Linked DNA regions of Mus musculus: region 2 is linked to region 1. The links are chromatin loops, found by intact Hi-C in ENCODE. Cell type or tissue: left cerebral cortex. All regions are shown on one strand. Each heading gives the region's core, and the rest is flanking DNA. Links, peaks and the distances in the headings are about the cores only.

The links. Peaks named below come from ENCODE experiments on the same cell type or tissue, not always from the same donor. Only the 100,000 strongest peaks of a DNase experiment are listed, where the experiment ranks them.
Region 2: it touches region 1 in a loop (2.2-fold over the local background); 7 of 42 quality-filtered maps call a loop at or near these places.

Annotation. Positions count from the first base shown.
Region 1 is chr5:140,245,467-140,255,390 of GRCm38, forward strand. All of the region lies in intron 10 of Mad1l1 (MAD1 mitotic arrest deficient 1-like 1), which reads right to left. Among named protein-coding and RNA genes, the nearest start is that of Gm16120, 42 kb to the left of the region's middle. In left cerebral cortex, for the core only: a CTCF peak has its summit at 5,112; DNase peaks (open chromatin) are centred at 4,344, 5,091, 6,745 and 8,995; H3K27ac peaks cover 262 bases.
Region 2 is chr5:140,193,829-140,203,752 of GRCm38, forward strand. Mad1l1 (MAD1 mitotic arrest deficient 1-like 1) reads right to left here. Exons shown (of 18, transcript NM_010752.3): 11 at 86-230. Among named protein-coding and RNA genes, the nearest start is that of Gm16120, 9.2 kb to the right of the region's middle. In left cerebral cortex, for the core only: a CTCF peak has its summit at 4,053; DNase peaks (open chromatin) are centred at 553 and 4,053; H3K27ac peaks cover 354 bases.

The DNA of each region.
Region 1 (9,924 bases), core at 1,093-9,092:
CTCTTCTGTTACTGAGTCTCTGGATTCCAGACAGACAGAGACAGTCAAACACACACACACACACACACACACACACACACACACACAGAGGAGGGGAGAGAGGCAGGGGGAGAGAACAGTAGCCCATCACAACCATATTCATACTACAACAAGCTGCACACCCCCCAGTCACCAGATTTCAACAGACCACTACAGCAGCCTGATCGCTGAGGCAGACATGGGAATCCAGTGCTTCACCTTTAACCAAACGTAAAGGAGGTGGCACATCACTGTTCTCACTAAACCTGGCAGAGTATTGGAAACACCTTCCTAGGGGGAAAAGAGAATGCAGAGGCTGAAGGAAGGGTTGGAGTGCCAGGGAACAGAGACTTCTGGCAATGACATGTCTGTTGCGGTTATAAGTACATAGCAGCTACGATCACACACAGATATTGGGCCCAGATTGGACCAGCCAACAATCCATTATGGATGGAGGAGGGACTTAGGAGGTCTCGACTCTCCCTAAGGAGAAACTGGCCGTTCACAGCTGCTGGGTGCAGTGGTTCAAATGAGAAATGATCCCCACAGGCACCTGTATTTGAACACTTGGCCCCCAGTAGTGATGATGTTGTGGAGAGAGCTTGTGGAGACTTTAGGAGACAGCTTTCTGGAGGAAGTGACTGGGGACAGGCTGAGAGTCTACGGCCTTGCCCCACTTCAAGTTTACAACTGAAGATGAGACAGATCTCTCGCCTTCCTGCTGTGGCCACTGAGACTTTGCACTACCTCTCTGGCCAGTATGGACCCTCTCCGGAACTGTAAGCCAAAATAAACAGTCTTCCATAAACTGCTTTTGGTTGTGGTGTTTCACGACAGCAACAGAAAAGTAACTGCTACACCAGGAGAGGGTGATGTCCTTCAGTGCTATACACTACAAAGTTGTCCTTCTCCAGTAAATAAGCCTCACTCGACAAACTCAGTAGGTCACAAAGAAAAGAGTAAAGACATTAGAATGCCGCAGGTGCTAACTACAAAGAACATTGAGTTCAACAGGAGAGGAAGGGAGATAAGCAAGAGTGATAGGGCAGGGTGATACATAAGTACTTTATATATTCATAGACAATAAGTGACTTTAAATGAAAGAATTTAACATAAATATTAATTGTATATGTTTATTAATTATTATATGTGTGTGTTTGTGCTTGGCACATTAAAGTTGTTGTGTTGGTTTTTTGGGGGGAAAGGCTGTTGTTTTTTGTTGTTTTACTTTGTTCTTCCATTTTTTTGGGGGGTTTTGAGGCTAGGTCTCTCTTTGTGTGGCCCTGCTGGCTAGCTTAGAACTCACTATGTAGACCAGGCTGGCCTCAATCTCACTAAGATTTGTCCACTTTTGCCTCCTGAGTGCTGGGATTAAGGGTGTATACCACCATGCCTGGCATGCATATTTTATTTATTTAAACCTACATACATGCATACATACATACACACACATATATATGTGTGTGTGTGTATATATATATATACACATATATATATATATATGAATAATCTTAATTTTAAAAAAAAGATAAACCCTGATGCAAGTCTCAATTATAAATACTTTGTCTTCAGTGACTGCTATGCTGGGTTCCTGAAACCAGATGCCAAACAGCACTGACACGGGACCAAGGGTTGCAAGCTGAATGTGCCCACCACTTCTCTGCTGCAACTCAAGTGCACTGGTAAAGAGGGAAAGGCAACTAGTCTGGGCCTTGATGAAGCCTCAGCTGTCTCCCCGACGGTCTCCTTAAGCAGCTAGGTGGGAACCTGTGGGACCGGCAAGTGTGAAGGAAGCATTGCTGGGAAGGGGACCCCCAAGTTTACCCTTCCCAGCCTTCCCACTGATCCTCTGTTTATCCTTCCACATCACAGGGAACTCCTTTCTGATAGGGATCACAGCTCTACTGCACGCCACCTCCATCTCATGCTGGCTCATGAATGAGCAGTGCTTGATAGCACGAGGGCCAGTGCCATATTTCCCAGTCTCAGGAACACCAACACTCTATAAAAAACTGTGTCTATTGGCCCAGGTTTTAAGAACTGTCAGGAATGGAGGTCTCATAACCCAGAGAAAGCCTTGACTGATCTGGCTTGAAAAAGTACTGCCCAATGGGACACTGTGAGACAGAGATAACAGACAGGCCCGTGTTCAGACCCAGATGGCCACAGGGACTGGCTGGAAGACAAGGAGTGTGCCATCTAAGGGTCATGAATCTCCACAGGCCCTTTATGAGCCACAGCTCCCATTCTCCCCAGCTACACAGCTGGCCCTAGAGACCCCTCAGAGGCATATGACAGATGCCCTGATATGGAGCATACTCATTCCAGCCTCAAACCAAGGGCACTAACAGCCAAGCAAAGACTGGCCTTGAGCTGGGAGTGCTTAGAACTGGGACCCTGAGCCACAGGACAACCCTCTTCCAGGCTCATGGGTCTGTAACCAAGGCTGGAAAGCAAGAGAGCTGCCCAGCCCTAAACCCAGCAAGCACTTCTGCCCTCATCAAGAATGGCTGCCTCCCTTGGTTTTGGCCCTGAGAACTGCAGTGCACTCACATCAAGCCAGCCAGATAGGCCAGGCCAGAGTTAGGGTCTCTATACAAAGGACCTAGTTAGTAGCAGCTCAGGTAACAGTAACCTGGCCAATGCCACCTTCCAGTCATTGACAAAGGGAGGCATCTCTCACTGCCCTCTGGTGACAGGCAAAGTGATGCCACTCCAAAGGAGTCCCAAGGAATGGCCACAGTATGCCTGCATTCCAGTCATGACTAGGCTGCTAAGCGGTTCAGGTGAGGCCTGCAGCTGCTGGCAGGGGAAGGGTGTCAAATGCTCAGCGGTTCCCAGGGGCTACAGCCTCAGCAGAGACTCCTAAAGCTATGTGGAATGCAGATGGCACTACTCAGTTGCTCTTTCCTACACACTGTTTTCTGCACATCTGCTTTCTACTACTGATACAATCATGTCTATTGCTGTCTCCTTGGGCTTCCCAGACACCATGGTCTACAAGAAGGCCTCACTGAGTTGACCAAACATGATGTCATGCTTAGGAAAGGGATGTAAAGGACAGAGACAAGAAATTATGCGTATTAAGTCTGCCTCTGTCAAAGTGATGTCAAATTCTTAAGAGTCCCTAAAGGCTCTTCCAGCCAAGTATTTACTGTTCAAACCTTAGAGCCCTGCACTGATCCGCTGCCTCGTGCTAGCCAGCCACTGACCAGAAGAGCACAGCCACACCTCTATGGATCTCTGGAACCTACCCAATGCCTACTCAACTTGCCCCCCACCCCAGCCAAGGCTAGTCCACTAAATTTCCTTCCTTGGCTCCTCCACTCTCTCCGTCTACAGTGCTCTCCAATGGGCTTCCTACAGACAGACATCCCAGAAGCAAAGGCTCAGACAGCTCCAGATGTAAAACTGGCAGTCCTACTAGGTCTGTCTGGCCCATGACCCTTATAGGACTATGGAGGGAGAAGGGAGTGGTTGCTTCTTGTCTCTATAGAAAAGGAAAGTGCAAAGACACTGGTCCTTCAAATCCCTATTCACCAGCTGCAGAACAAGGAGTACCTGAGGCCAAGGCAGGGACACGTAATGACAACGGCATCTCTAACTCTGCCACTTCTAAAACGACAAGCTTTATCTGTCTTAATTTTTCTTCCAAAAAAAAGGGGGGGGGCAGGAGGATGTGGGAACAGGAGACTTGAGTTTGGATCACTGAAACCCTCCAAAAAGCCAGGGGCAATAGTGGATGTCTGTAACTCCAGCGCTGGGAAGGAAGAGACAGGACACTGGAGAAGCTTGTCTACCTAAATCAGTGAGCTCCAGGTTCAAGCAAAAGACATTGTCTCAGAAAGTGAGGGTAATGGAAGAAGACACCCTTGGCCTTCATGTACACACATATACACACATGTACACATACATACAAATGAATGAGGGGAAAAATGGGGATGGTGTCTTCAGGACTCTATCAGGAAGTAAGGGTCACATCAGAGGGATCCAGAGTATGACAAGAAAAGGACATGGCTGTGGGCATGCTGTGAGCCATGCTGTGTATTGTATGCTGTATGCTGGACACGGGCTGGGCAGAATTGAGAGAGGACCATGGGACAGGGCAGCTCCCATGGCAACAGAGCTAAGCACTCAGAAAGTGATTGCATTGGGGTAGATGGGGGTGACGTTTTCTCTGGTGCTTGAATAAAAGAGGGAGTTTCACATTTTATCCACTTCTACATTCCTTAACAATAAGAGCTTATTTAAAAACCCATGAATATGTAAATACCATTTTAAATATGGATATGCAAGACATACAGAGCAACAGTCCGTGTGGGTGAGAAATGTTAACCGCAGCTCCCCTAGTTGAAGAGCCAGCACAAGCAGACTAAGAGGGCCGGGTCTGGAACGCTGGCCCTCCCCAACTCCATGACTGGGTGGTTGGGGCTGGGTAGGCCTGGAGCACAGCAACCTGGCCCTTGAAGAAGGAGTATGCACATCTTCCCACCACACACAGGGCCTATCATCAAGGGGCCTTTCACCCTCACAGCTGTGTATCTCCACAAATTCAGTAAAGGACCCAAGCCTTGCTCTGTATCCCAGGATGCACTGGCCATCCTTTTGGGGATGTGGGTACCCAGACTTGGTCTCAAGGCAAAGCAGTAGAAGAGAGGCAGCCTGAAACAGGAATGTCTTAAACAGAGCCAAAGCCAAGCTAGGGTTGGGGCTTATATCACTACACACACACATACATTCTCTCTCTCTCTCTCTCTCTCTCTCTCTCTCTCTCTCTCTGTCTCTCCCCCCCCCTGTCTCCCCCTCCCTCCCTCCCTCCCTCCTGGACTCACCAGCCCACCCCAGCAAAGAATGGGAAGGTAAAGATTATACAGCTCAAGAGCAGAAGTGAGCTCCAGGTAGGCACCTATGACAGATGCCCACCCATCTCAAGGTCTTTCCAGCCTCTCTTTATCTCTCCACTCTCTCTCCTACTAACTGGTCACAAAATTTATAGACTTGGTTTGGATGCCTCCACTGGGGAGGCTATGGAAGGAAGCTTTGAGGAGTGAGCAGATAGGGCTCGAAATGCTGCAGGCACCATCTCATGTCCAAAGCTGGGCACTGCAGCCAGCTGCCAAAGCCTTCTGAAGCTGCCCTATGCTCAGAGCATAAACCTGGCCCGGCTCAAGCACAGACAGCTCTTGACAGTGCTATTGGGTTCTGTTCCTGGAAGGAAGGAAACACACACAGGCAAGAAGAGGGGGGTATCTTAAAGGGGGTGGGGATCAGGCTCGGACAGAGAGGCTAGGAATTCCCAGCTATGGTGGGCACTGTGGGAGCCTCCAGTTAAACTTGCCTGCCTTCATGTCCCCTTCAGAACACAGTGTGATAAGGGGACTGTATAAGCAGGAATAGTATCAGAGATCAGCCCACTGGGTCCCTAAACCTCAATAGCAGCACTCTGGGCCTGTTCTATGGAACCTGAACTTACCAGATGGAAGGTGACAACCTGTACACAGGAACTAACAAAACACTGCTACACAGCCATGCTCAAAGCCTTTGTCTGATAGGGATATCAGAGGAAGAGATGGTAAGTAGGAGCCATTACTTGGTAGGTAAACTGTCTTGAGCTTGGACTAGCCCATTAGTCAAATACCACAATGCCTAGTGCATTCTGCAGTCTGGGATATAACAAGACCAGATCAATTTGGTGTGGGCAGCCTGCATAGCCATGCCCAGGTTACTATGTGAGTGGTTCTGGGAGGCAGGCTCAGTGTTGACCCACAGTTGACATAAAAGTTAAAGAGAGCCGGGCGTGGTGGCGCACGCCTTTAATCCCAGCACTCGGGAGGCAGAGGCAGGTGGATTTCTGAGTTCCAGGCCAGCCTGGTCTACAGAGTGAGTTCCAGGACAGCCAGGGCTACACAGAGAAATCCTGTCTCAAAAAAAAAAAAAAAAAAAAAAAAAGTTAAAGAGAATCAGGATAGAGGGATTCCCTGCTGAGCCACTCCAGCTTCCAAAGAAAGGCCACAGAGCCCACTGTCACAAGGAAGGGAAAGGTAGATGTGTGGGTAGGAGGTAAACGTGCATAGAGTCAGACATCCTCAGACGACCATGAGTCCTAGCCAGGCACTCCTGGGTCTGCAGGTGGCTAAGAGCAGCATACTCCTTGCAGGACAGCCATGAGCTCTATGTCACTAGTGCTGCAGAAGGCACGAGAAAAGTGCTCAGACTCAGGTAGCCACTCTCCACATTCCAAGGCAAATTTTAAGCTGCTTAATACCAGTTCTGGTATTACAGGATCTAAACAAAACATCTTAGCATCTGCTAAGAAATGTTCCCTCAACAACTTTTATAGCCGGTGGAATGCATACAGCTTACACAAGTTCCATGCTTCTGTATCTCCACACCTGTCCCTGTCCACACAAGTACACGCACCCCACATGCATGGGCACTCATCATGCATAGTTATATGTTGCCCCCTCACCTGCCTCCATTGCACCCTGCGTCTCTGCAGACGGCCCAGGGTGACACCATTGCTGCCCAACACTGCCACTGCCAGACCTGTGCCGAGGCCCAGTGCACACAAAGCCCTACCAGAATGGAACTCTGCCTCTTCCCACTTGGCACAGCCTCAGGTCTGGCACAGAATGCCTCCCATGTACCACATGAGAGGAAACTGGGGACAGCTTATTGCTTAGGCTCTGAACAGAAATGAGGGTGTGGCCTCCAATCAAATGCTATACTTATAATGCTAAGCCATTCAGCTACCCTAGGCTGAAGCAGGTAGGCTGGGGGTGGCTGAGAGCTGACAGATGCTACGTACACTACTGGTGCCAAATTGCAGACCAGCCAAAGGCAATGCAAGGCACTAAGTCCCCAGCTCTGCTGCTGCCACACTTGGTAAAAACAGGGACCCAAAGTGACAGAATAGAGGACAGCAGGGAAGGGAGACAAAGATGAGCTTACAAGCCACAGACAACACCACAAGTCCCTAAGAAGCCAGAGCCATCACAACACCCCATTCTCAAGCTGATGGGAACTTTATTTACTCAGTAAATACCTCTTGGGAATGAACTAGATACCGGGCACACAGTCACCATAGCAGCCATTACCATACATACCACAGCAACTGTGACTACTCACAAACAGCCCTGAAGAACAGGCCTGCTAGCTATGCGGTGGTGGCGCATGCCTTTAATCTCATCACTTGAGAGGCAGAGGCAGGTGGATCTCTGTGAGTTCAAGACCAACCTGGTCTACAAAATGAGTTCCAGGACATCGAGGGCTACATAAAGAAACCCTGTCTTGAATCCCTGCCCCCAAAAGAGACAGGCCTGCTGATACTCTCTCATAAAAAGGAAAGGATCATTAAATCCTGAGACCCCAGTCCCTCCCTCCTGTCCTCGACCCCCTTTCCCACCTGCCTGTAATTCTGTCCCTGCTGCTCATGGTCTCAGAGGTACTGGAGGCATGCGGAAGTGTCTGCAGTGTCAAGTGCCGTAGCAACTCCAGCTATGCAGCTATGCAGCTGTCTTCTTCCATGCTGGCATGGGGATTTCCAGTTGACACGTGGGGCTCACCTATGCTTCTGTAAGTGCCCCTCCACCATGGTCTTACATAAGGAGCTCAATGAACTCAGTGGCTCTACAGGCGAGGCAGGTGGAGGTGTTACTTTGGTCAGTCACTGATGCTCCCTTTGGGGGGAAATAGATGACTGTTCATGTCTCCTTAAGGAAGACACCTTACCCAACAACATGCAACGTGGAACCTGGGAGAAATGCCCTACCTAAAGGAGCATGTGAACTGACAAGGGACAGAAAGAAGGGAACTGAAGAGACAGTAGGAAGGGAACTTGGGAGGTCATGACAGTCCCACAGAAGATGAGAGGCCAAGGTGCAGTGGTGAGAAGGGGAGAAGCCCTCAAGTTGTGTGGACAGGCATAGCACATCTTAGAGCTGTGCAACCACTTGAGGTTGGGAGGACAGAAGCAAGTGCATTCAGAGTCCACACAACTGTGGGACAAGAGGGGACAAAGGCAGTGACCCTTGGGACACCTCAGATGATACTGAGTGCAGAGCAGCCAAGGAGGGAGACAGGGAGACTAGTCCAGGCTAGTGGGGAAAGGGCTCCTGCTGGGCTTCATATACAGCCAATAACCTCATGGCTTGGCTAAGATGTGAGGGAGGACCAAATCCATGGGCCTGTGGGCCTGCCAATGGTGCTGGCTCCTCCACCTCAGCTGCAGAGAGCATGTGCTATGGTGGGGATAATGGTTGGCTCACTGTAAGAAAAGCCAGCACAAGCCTTGCACCGAGAAAGACAAGCAGAGGAGCACAGGCAGAGTTAGACAGAGGCAAACATATATTCATTTTAACAAAAATCCTAGCTTTGATGGGTCTGCCAAGTCAGCAGAGGAAATAAGGCCAAGAACATGATGCTAATAATGCCTGGGGAAGGAGGTGGAAAGGCAGCCTAGAGAAGGTGCACAGACCCCGGACAACACAGAGCAGCAGCAGAGGATGCTGCTGTGGTGAAAACCTGGCAAGGAAACTGCGCACACCCTGAGGACACAGCACCAGGGGAAGGCTCAGGTGTGGGGACAATATGGCGTGACCTGAGTCAGAAAGTGTCCCTCAGACAGCTGCGTGGAAAGCAGATGTCTAGAGACAACTGTAGAAAAGAATGATATAGTTTGTCACTTTAACAAAGGCAATGACACAGAGTGACATGGATTCTAGCATGGAAGAAAGAAACAAACACCTCAGCAAGACCTGAGCTAGGACACAAACTGTGGGCCATTATAGACAGACCATAGCACAGAAAGTGGGTGGCAGGTCAGTCTGTCTGGCCAGCTGTACAGGGCCACCCTGGCTGGGTTTTAGAAACACGAGTGTTTGCAACCATACTCTCAGCCTTAGCACTAAACTGTAAGCCAGGAAGTTCAGCCAACAAACTAAGCCTCCCACAGGCCTATAAGGAGCCTAGATATAGTCAGCTCAGAAACAAGTATTTATACAGCCAATCTACTAGTAACAAGAAGCCCTGAGCTACAGGGGACGTTTCCTCCCTGTGTCCCAAGAGTGAAAGTATAGGTTCTAGGGGTGTTCCTCCAGAGACCCCAGCCACGTCTCTAGGGGTATATGAATTGCGACCAGCAACCCCTAAAGCCTGACCTGGAGCCACTGAGGACAGGCATGTGATCAGTGTGAGCAGGTCCCACAGCATCCCTAAAATACATAGTAGGGGCTACCATTGAGGACACATGGAGAGAGCTCACCAGATGCAAGCTGGCTCAACTGCTCTGCCAAAGACCATTCATACTGGGTAGAAAGAACCAGGCAGACATTTGAGGCCTTGGCCTGTGTTCCTGACAGGCCCAGGAGCTGGCTCATGCACAAACAGTAAATGGCTGGAATGAGCATAAGACCTGGCAGGGGACACAGCCATGGGAGATGGGCTACTCACTGCTCTTCTTCTGCCCACCCAATCAACCATAACAAATTTCAGCATCTTCTCCACTGAAGACGTGCCCAGCCCCTAGCCCTCTAACCATCACCAGCAGTCATCTACCAAAACTCATCTTCCAGGGGTGCCCACTGTGAACACCCCAATACCAGGACCATCATATCTTAGCAGCTGCTCACTGTGGTTCCTCATACACAAAGGATGGCATTAAAGAGGACTATGATGCTGGCCAGCCCCTTGTTTACCGTTCCAGACACTAGCCTGTATCCTTTATGGCTACATCCTTTAATATACTTTACCCTCCTGTACACACCCCACCTGAAAAGGTGTCTTCACTGTGGACAGGCTAATTAAACTGTCCAAGGACCGAGTGCTCCTCAGTAGTGGAGCTGAGATTCAAACACAGGCAGCCTGAGTTTGGAGCCGGCAATAATGGCTTCCCCATCACAGCTCCAG
Region 2 (9,924 bases), core at 362-8,361, 52 kb before region 1:
ATGAGCAACCAGAGAGGAAAGGCCAGGCGGTATGGGCATGGCTGTGTGGGCATGGGTGAGCTCAGTCACACTGGGTGAACTGTACCTTGGTCAGCAATGCATTGCGCTTCTGGAGCCTTCGGGCAAGTGCCTCATGTGTCTCCCTCTTTTTCCGCTCCTCCAGCAGCTGTGCATTGGCCTGCCGGACCTCATCCTGGAGCTGCTGCTGGACCTTCTCCAGACCCCGGGCACTGCAGGGAAGGGAAGATGGTAGATCCATGAGGCCTGGCATGACCATCCCCCATAACTAAGGCCACACTCCCCACTGTGTATCCCATAGGGGCATCCTAAAATAGAGCTGCACGTGCAAATACCTCGTCCGTTTCCTCGCTCCTGAATAGCTACTTAGTGCCTTTCAGGAGGTTCTGGATTTCAAAGACACCCAGGGTGATCCCAGAACACGGTGCGAGGGGGAGGGAAGCGCAACTCCACACACAATGGGAAAGATTGTCAGCCACAGGCGCTTCAAGACGGCACTTCTGAATGAGCTAAATTGCCAGCGCAAGCACTTCCCATGTGAGTCACAGTCTGCACAGATGTGCAGCACAGGGCGGGTGTGGAGAACAGCCCCCGCAGCAAGCACTGGGCCTGCAGAGTTTCTGAAGGAGAAAGTCCTGGCTCACACTGGGTACTAGGCCTGCCATGTGATAACAGATGTCAGAACATACCCAGACAATGGCATCTGACCTCCTCTACTTTCCCTTTCCCTATTTATACATGTATGGATGTGTTTTTGCAGTATAAAGGATTAAAGCCAAAGCCTCAGGCATACTAATCAAGACCTCTGTCACTGAGCAGGGAGGGCTGTCAGCCTCTCTCTGGAGATTCTAGGCAGGGACTCTCCCACTGAACCACGCCCCCAGCCCCTCACCTGCTAGGCAGGTGCTCTACCACTGAGCCACACTCCCAGACCCTCACTGGAACAGTCTTAAATAAGTGCTCTGCCACTAAGCTACATTCCAAGCCCTCTTCTTATTTTATACTTTAAGACAGGATCTCACTAAGCCTCCAGAGCTGAACCTGAGCTTTTAATCTCCTATTTGAGTATTCCCCCAAAATACAGGGTTACAGGTTGTGCCACCAAGCCTGGCTTCCCTTTACAATATCTGCTTTCCTACTGCGTCCCTGTGGCCTCTTTGGTTTGGCTACTTCCTTCCCTATGACATTCCAACAACTTCACAATTTAATCAATTGTCTCTGCCAACATCAGAGGCCCAGACCTCTGGACTAAGGCTTCTAAGGGCCACTGGTCACTCCCAGGCTGAGCAAAGACCATCAGAAAGTACCCTTGCTACCACCCCTCTAGTCCCACAGTGACAGCCCTCTAGGCCCAGTGCAGCCTCTGTTGTCACTGGTCTTACAGAGAACCTGGCAAAGCACAAAAAGCAAGGGCAAGGATCTCATCAAATACCCACAGGGTGCCCTGTCACACGTGCACTGGGCCATAGCAGCAGAAAGAAACAGGTCAGATGATAGGAGCAGCGGGGGAAGGGCCGACCAACCCCCCAACCAAGATGGCCACTGCAGGAGCACAGAGTGTGCACTGTCAGTCACAGACCTCTTCCCAGAGGAGATGCCAAAAGCTCTCGCAAACCGAGGCATGGGGCTAGGGAGACAGTTCAGTGGATAAAGCATTTGCCTTTCAAACATGTACATCTGAGTTTGGATCCTCAGCTGGATCACAGATCAATAAGCTGGGCATGGCAGGACATACCTGTAAGCCCAGTGATGTTAAGAAAGATATGAAGCAGAGATAGGCAGACAGATCCTGCAAACTTGTTGGCCAGCTCTCTAGACTACTTGATTATGTCTCAGGCCAATCATGCACAGACAGACAGACAGACAGGCAGGCAGGCAGACACAGACACACACACACACACACACAAGCAGGGCATCAGGCAAAGTAACCATGACCAGAACACTGAAGCTACTTTGAAAATGTACAATCTGGGGCGGGGCCTGCAAGAGACACCTGCAGCTCAGATTACTTCTGCATCCAATTATTTTTGTTTGCTTTGATTACACAATTTCAAGAAAATCTGAATTCACAAGGGTGGCAGATAACACTTTTGTCAGGCAGACACCCCTGCAAATATGTCTATTTCACATCTGAGTGAATACAGGGTTTTGTAAATTATAACTCAGTAAAATCATTTAAACAGCTAAAGTGTAATTTGAAAGTGAATGAGAGTCAAACATTTATGATGCTTCAGCAGGGGACTGCGATACTCCTAGTCCTGTGAAGTGTCACAGGGAACCCTGCTCTGGCCACCAGCATGACCACAGAAAACAGAGCCAACCTTGTGACATCAGGGACAGTGGTGGGCTTCAATCCTGTAATCTCAGGGTGTCTTGCACTGTCCCTTGGCCCCACTGAGAAGCAGCTGACTGCCAGTTGCACCCTAGGTGCATCACAACCCCAAATATCAGGCAAGAGCAAATATTCACGGGAAACAGACATAGAAAGTGGCTATTTTGAGTTCCAGTTCAATTGAAAACTATTCATAGACCAATTTAATAATCAAGAACTGTGAAATCGACTCTTGAATCGTTGAATTCAGGTGGGGAGGTTCACAAGCACCTTAAATCACTGCTCCAAAGTGGGTAATTTAATTAGAATGGCAGCATTTGCTCTGCTACTTACGAACCAAGTACAGAGAGACAGACATGGCAAGGCAGCTTCTCAGGTGACACATACACGCAGGGTGGGATTGGGGGTTTGGGATCACTCAGATAAACTGTCCTCAGCAGGGAGTTCAGGAGAGCCTTGCAGGAAGACTGCCAAACCCAAGAGTGGAATTTAGAGGCAGCATTCCCCTTACCCTATCCACCTGGCCCAGATGCAAACAAGCCCAAGGCCATGCCATAACAGCCACTTTGCTGGGATACTGAAGACCAGGGCTCAGCGGAACAGAACCAGGCAGCAAGACTGGATAGCAGGAAATCACCACTTGGCCTAAGCCAGCTACCCAACCTTCACTCTGAAGCTAGGCTCTGCTACCTAAGGAAGGCAGTGCCACAGGTACACAGGCCAGCCTTGCACCTAGGTAACAATGTGGAATGCTACACATACGGCAGACGGAGGGAGATGCTTGTGCTATGGCACCACAGGAGAGGGTGGAGTCTTAAGGGTATCTAGGAGGCCTGAGTTATAATATTTCAGATTATAAAGAAAACTTTTTATCCCTTCCCAAGAAAAAAAGAGTCCCCTCAGGAATATTAGGTATCTAATGCAAGGACTTGTGCTTGCTAGATAGGCACTACCCCTGGTCTACATCAATCACTCATTCTTACACGCTCCTCTCCTTCATATGGACTGTCTGTGCTCACCAGTGCAGGCCAGAGATCCATGTCAGAATGCCTTCTCAATCTCTCCACTTTATTCATTTTATCTTTTGAGACAGGGCCTCTCACTGAACCTGTGGCTCAGTGTTTTGACCAGGCTAGCTAGCAAGTGAGCCCCTGAAATCTGCCTGCCTCTGTCTAATAGAAACACAGCACTGTGCCCAGCTCTATGAGGGTTATGGAGACCTGAATTTAGGTCCAAATGCTTGTGTAGCAGGTGTTTTACTCGGTGAGTCATCTTCTCAGTCCCCATCCTCTCTCTCTCTCTTTTTTTAAAAGATTTATTTATTTATTATATGTAAGTACACTGTAGCTGTCTTCAGACACACCAGAAGAGGAGTCAGATCTTGTTAAGGATGGTTGTGAGCCACCATGTGGTTGCTGGGATTTGAACTCTGGACCTTCGGAAGAGCAGTCGGGTGCTCTTACCCACTGAGCCATCTCACCAGCCCCCCCATCCTCTCGCTTAAGAACAAAACACATTTCATCCACTGTGGAGGCCAGAAGCAGATATCGAGGAATGCCTGGTCTATAGAAGATGCCAGACAACAGGCAGGATTGCAGGCCACAGCAGATCCCAAGGTCAGTTCCCAGACAGAATAGGTTCCCAGGTTTCCAACAGGACAAGGTTAGACTATAAATTGCAGTTCAGAGCAAAGCAGAGAGAGGGCGCTCCGGAGCATCATTTGCAGAGCTTCAGTGAAGCCCTGAGCACAATGATCAACAGGCTGAGTTCCTCCTGGCTGCAAAACAGGCATAAATCACCAACCAGGTGACTGCAGGGGAAGGAACAGCTCACATAAAGCAAACAGGCCGCAGCAAATACCTTCTGAGATTTCAGGATACATACTGGTCTCTGAGTGAGGAGAAAGCACTGGGTGGGGTTGCCTGCAGGGGCTGGTATTTTAAGTACAATAGACATCACAGACCTGAGTAGATGGTGTGCAGGAGGAAGGGTGTGTGGAAGGAAGCAGATGGGAAGCCTGCAGGTGAGCCAGGCAAGCACAGGGTCCTGCACATCCTCTGGTACCTGCAGCAGGCTAACTAGATGTCAGCTGGTATGGCAAACATGGACTACAGGTCCAAGCTCTCCAGAGCTGAGGTACTGCTGCCTAACTGGCCATGGCAAAGGAAAAAACAAAAACAAAAAAAAACAGTGAAGAAAGGAATGATTTAGTCCATGGTGAGGCAGAAAGCATGAAGTAAAAGAAGAGAATTTGGTATCTTGGGTTAGATCCCTAAGATCCTGAAGGGACTCTTCCCCACAGGCACAAGAGAAGATAGATGTGTGGGACACTTAGGGGATGAAAGGCTAAACACTCTTATATCCAGGGCACACTCACTCACACTGTGTGGAAATAGGAGTTGGCTAGGAGACTCAGAGTCCTTTGCCAGGAGGCAGTGAAGAACAAAGGAACGGGAACAAGAAGGAAAAAACCTCAGGAGGAAGAGAGAGGGGACACAAAAGCTGTCTAGATGGGCCTTGGACTACAGATGTGAGCAGAAGCCAGACAGTAGTGAAGGGGCAAAGCTCTAGAAATCCTGGGTCCTGCTTAGAAATGGGAAGCTGTGTGGGAACAGGTGGGTATTCTCCATCCAGGAGTTCCATGGAGGAAACAGACTGGCAAGCTCCAAAGGAGGTGGGGGCATCCCATGGAGGGGACAAGGGCCTGCAGATAGATAAAGCACCACCTAAAACAGGGCCGCAGTACCATGTCCAAAAGAGGCTCTCAACACTCTCGGCCAGGCTTCTCAAGTCTCACCTACCAGATAGGCCTAGACAACCAGGCACACAGGATGCAGAGATACAGGAACCATCAAGTTAACATGGATCTCAAATTGAAATGGGGACTTCTCCTACTGGGTCTACAGGCCCTATGAGAGCCTCAACAGCTGGAAGAATTTGAGCAACTTCATTCTAACACGGATCCCCATCATCTCTTGGGGTTGTTGTCTCTCTCTCTTGTCCTCCCCCCTGGCCCCCAGGGAGGTTCTCTCCATTCAACTCCAGCCTTTCTTCCAAGGAAGAGAAGAGAAAGCTCATAAAAAATTAAAGTTCTTGCTCCACAGCGTGCTGAACTCTGAGGGCAGCGGCATTTCCACGAACCTCTGGGGCTTCAGAGCGAAGCTCTTGGTGCTTCAAGGAGAAGCTGAGCGTGTTTATCGATCGCTGCCTTTCTGAGGCAGCATCTGCTGAGAGAATGAGTTCAGGCCTTTGAAAGCCATCTTTGGATGTGGCGGGACACTGCCGCTCACTTTCATGTTAGCTTCATCAGAAACACAGGACTAAGAATATACACTTTCAAGGAACCAGGCCTGGCCAAGAGATACTGCAAAGCGGCAGGAGACATTTTAACAAACTTCTCCAAGACAATGAATGCTCCTTCCAGCTCTTCCTTGTCTGACCTAGCATTTCCAGCCCTGAGGCCTGCCTTCCCCAGTTTGAGCCCAGCACCCACACTCATGCAGCAAGAAAGCATACCTGTATCAACAGATGCTGTGGGGTCCCAAACACTGTGCTACCATAGAGCAGCTCTAAGGAAGAGCTCGGTGCCCATCCGAGAAAGAAGCCGCGGCCAAGTCACGGTGTGTCCATATACAGTGAGTTGTCGCATGCTGTAGAGCTCATTGAGAAGCTGGCTCTAACAACTGACTGAGTCCTCCTGCTCCATGTCAGACCAGGCATGTCTGTCTATGAGTATCCTCTGAGGCCTCTTGTCTGCGCTGGCCCACCTAACTTTGTGACAGCTAAACAGTCTAAGAGTAAAAATGTCATACTATTGAAATGGCTGGAACCATTGCCAACAGAGGTTACCAGTGTTTATCCTGTGATATAAAAATGCCTTCAGTGAGAAAGAGAAGCCAAAGGTCAGCCAGGAAGAGAAAACTCAATGGAAACTGCCAGCTGTGGTGTCTGCTGGACGGTGTGCACACCCAACTACATGTTTGTTCCCTAGGGATGGGTCATGTATCTGTCACTTGTCCAGTCACTTGTTATATACTTAATAAAGTCGCTCATTCAAAATCACAAGTACAGCTGGGCAGTGGTGTCACACGCCTTTCATCCCAGTGCTTGCGAGGCAAGAGCAGGCGGATCTCTGTGAGTTTAAAGCCAGCCTGGTCTACAAAGCAAGTTCTGGGATAGCCAGGGATGGGGGATATTACACAGAGAAACTCTGTCTGGAAGGAAAAAACGAAAACCAAAACCCCCACAAGTGTGAGTTCTGCAGGGCATTCACCACACCACATAGAAACCAGTGCTGGAGCGCCAGGTGGTGCAGAGACAGTGTGTTCATGTGTCTCTACGGTCATGGCCAAGCCCAGGTTCTATGTTTAAAACCAAAACAATATGTAGCAGAAGATGGCCTAGACGGCCATCATTGGGAAGAGAGGCCCCTTGGTCTTGCAAACTTTATATGCCTCAGTACAGGGGAACACCAGGGCCAAGAAGTGGGAGTGGGTGGGTAGGGGGGTGGGGGGGGGAGGGTATAGGGGACTTTCCGGATAGCATTTGAAATGTAAATGAAGAAAATACCTAATGAAAAAAAAATAAATTAAAAAACAAAACACTGAAAACCTCTGAGGGCTGGTGCTGCAGCACCATTGACAGAATGCTCGCTCGCCTAGCCTGCAGTTCCCTGGCACTGCATAAACAGGTGTAGTAGTATACACCCGTGATCCTAGCACTTAGGAGGTAGAGACAGAAGATCAGAATTCAAGATCATTCTTGGCTATGTAGCAAATTCAAGGTGGGCCTGAGCTACATGATATCTTGTCTAAGCAATAAAATATAAAGCTGGCATGAAGGCACATGCTGTTAATTCCCCAAAGGCAGAGGCAGGCAGATCTCTGTGAGTTTGAGGCCAGCCTGGACTACAGAGCTAGCTCTAGGACATCTAGGGCTCCATGGCCAAGGGCATTTCTGAAGTAGGTGACATCTCTGTGAGAACTGAGGATCAGTGTGAAGCCCTAATCACCAACATGCCAGTGTTGGGAGGAGCCTGGCCAGGGAGGGGAGGGCACTTGTGATGAGGTGAGGGACATTAGAGGAGACTCTCAGGAGCAGATGCCAAGCAGAAAGACAGCCCCTCCTCACTCGCACATCTGCCAGCACTGCAACCTCAGCCACCTGGCTGCAGGCCCCTGAGGAAAGACAAGCTTGCAAATTAGGAGCCCTAACTAGAGCACAACTGTGACAAGCCCAAACACACCAATAGAACCCCAATTCAGTAACACTTGAGGAGAGGTGTCACACAGACACTTCAGAGCCTTTGTGGTGACAGCCCAAAGCAGTCTGACGCGTACCAATAGCGGTCGTCTCCTACAGATTATAATGGAATTTCCATGTACACGGTGAATTTTTTGTAATTCATCTCTTTCATGAAGCTAAAAAAAAATTAGTAAATTTTTCTTCAAACCTACAGCACCTCTTTATCCTTGGAGGGCTGAGGAACACAGATCAAAACCTGCTAACACAAATGATTTCCAACCTTGAAGTTTGCGGATGAGTCAATGCAGACCTAAGCCGCTGAGTCACCTCTGCGAAGCCACTGTGTGTGCACCAGGAAAACTAGAAGATGCTTGCCCCTCCTGGCTGCTGGGCACAATGCCTGGCATAGCCTGCAGCACTGACCTAAAACATCTCAGGTCAGGAACTAAGCCACCAGGTGCCTATAGGTTCCCAATCGCTACCTCTATGTTAAGAGGAAATGTGCAAAATGTGGATCCCCAAACCGGAGGCATCTGAGCAGTCACCTTCAGTCCCTACACCATGTGCACTGGGCAAGAAGGGGTCAGCATGTCCATGCTTCCTCCCAGCCCACCAGGGAGTCTCTAAAAACTGAAAGAAAATTACAGAAATCTGCTTGTCCAGTGAGTGAAGAATTAACAGGGACCTTCCAGAGACAGAGTTATGGCCCCAGAAATAGATGACAGGGACAATAAATGATAAGTAAATAGATGACAGGCCAATAAATTAGCCCTATAGTCTGCACCGGGCCCTATCCCTAAACCCAGGAAATACTCACCCATGTAATTAGGGCAAGCCCTAACAAAGCCACAGGGAGTCAGATTGTAGTGGTCAGTGAGCGTTTTTTCCAGTGACCATCATGATGTCAGATGCTCTCAGACAGTAAGACAGGGAGTTGGGGAAGGGTCTGCCAATAGAGCTTTGAAAGTGACAGGATTTCTTAGACCAAGATACAGACACACAGAAGAGGAACAGTGTGCTAGGTAGCCTCCTCTGATAAGACGCCCCCTGTGAGCAGACATGGAAGAGAAGGAGGTGGGACTTTACAAAAGACAAAGAAACAGAAGGAAAGTGCCTAGAAACCTTGTGCTCAGGGCCACCCTAGGTAGGAAGGCTGTTTGGCAGGAATCTCACAACAGGCTAAGTCACCACTCAGGAGGACCTTCCAAGGCAGTCAGTATGACTGACAACCAGACTCTGGGTGATTCAGGCTTATTTCTGGTAGGTGTGGCCTTCAGGGAAAAAACAGCCAACAGAGAGCTACATATTCAACAGAAGATGGGAGAAGTCCAGGTTAGACAGATCCATCCCCACTCCCCTCACACACGCCAGCCAGAGATGTGGTAAGACATAAGCTCTGCATCCCTGTGGATGTCACATCCTAGGTGGCCACTGTTGTCTATTCCCAGCTACCCCCTAGGAAGGTATTTAATTTCTAAACAACTTCCACCACAGACAGCAAAGGCACCAGCACTGAGCACATAGCACTCACAAGTGCTACCAGCATCAAGGCGAGGTGGCCATACCTATATTACTGAGTCTGCAGGCAGAGCTAGGATGCTCCACACTGTCCCCGTGTCCTTACCAAAGGGCAAGGCTCTGCTGGTGAAAGGATGCTCCTGGCACACCCTTAGGAGGTTTGCAATGGACCCTAAGGGCAGTCAGATGTGGAGCAAACCTCAGGAGGTTATGTCGGTATGTCTAGCCTGAGCCATGAGGTAGTTCTGGAATCTGTAGGAGAGGTAAGGATCCCAAATACAGGAGGAGGCAAGTGGCAGCTGTGCACTGGGTCCTGCAGTGGGGCAGCCTGATACAAACTCAGAAGGAGCCCATTTCCCCAGCACCCTTGTTAAGAGCTCAGCATTGCACATAGCTGTCTGTATTTCTACCATCAATTCCATTTCTTAAAACCTACAATTATTATTGCACATTTTTCTGGTGCCCACTCACACATGCACACACATCCCAAAATCAAAAGAACTGCCAAACTGTATAGACAACCAGAGAATAGGGAAAGCAGAGATTAAAAAGTTACCAACCAAAGGCCCAGCTGAGGAGGTTGGTGAGGAAGCCTTCTGGTCTCTAGTCATTGGGCATACACTGACTCTGATGAGTGCCGTTCCTCACATCACATCAATTCCAATCACCAAATTCAATTTGCATTTCCAGATACACAGAGGCCACAAGTAAATATTCTTATCTGGCCTTGAAATGTGAGAAGGAAAATCACCTCTCACAATTTCAATTTGCTCCCCAACCATAAAGAATAATCCAATTTGACTGATGGGTTA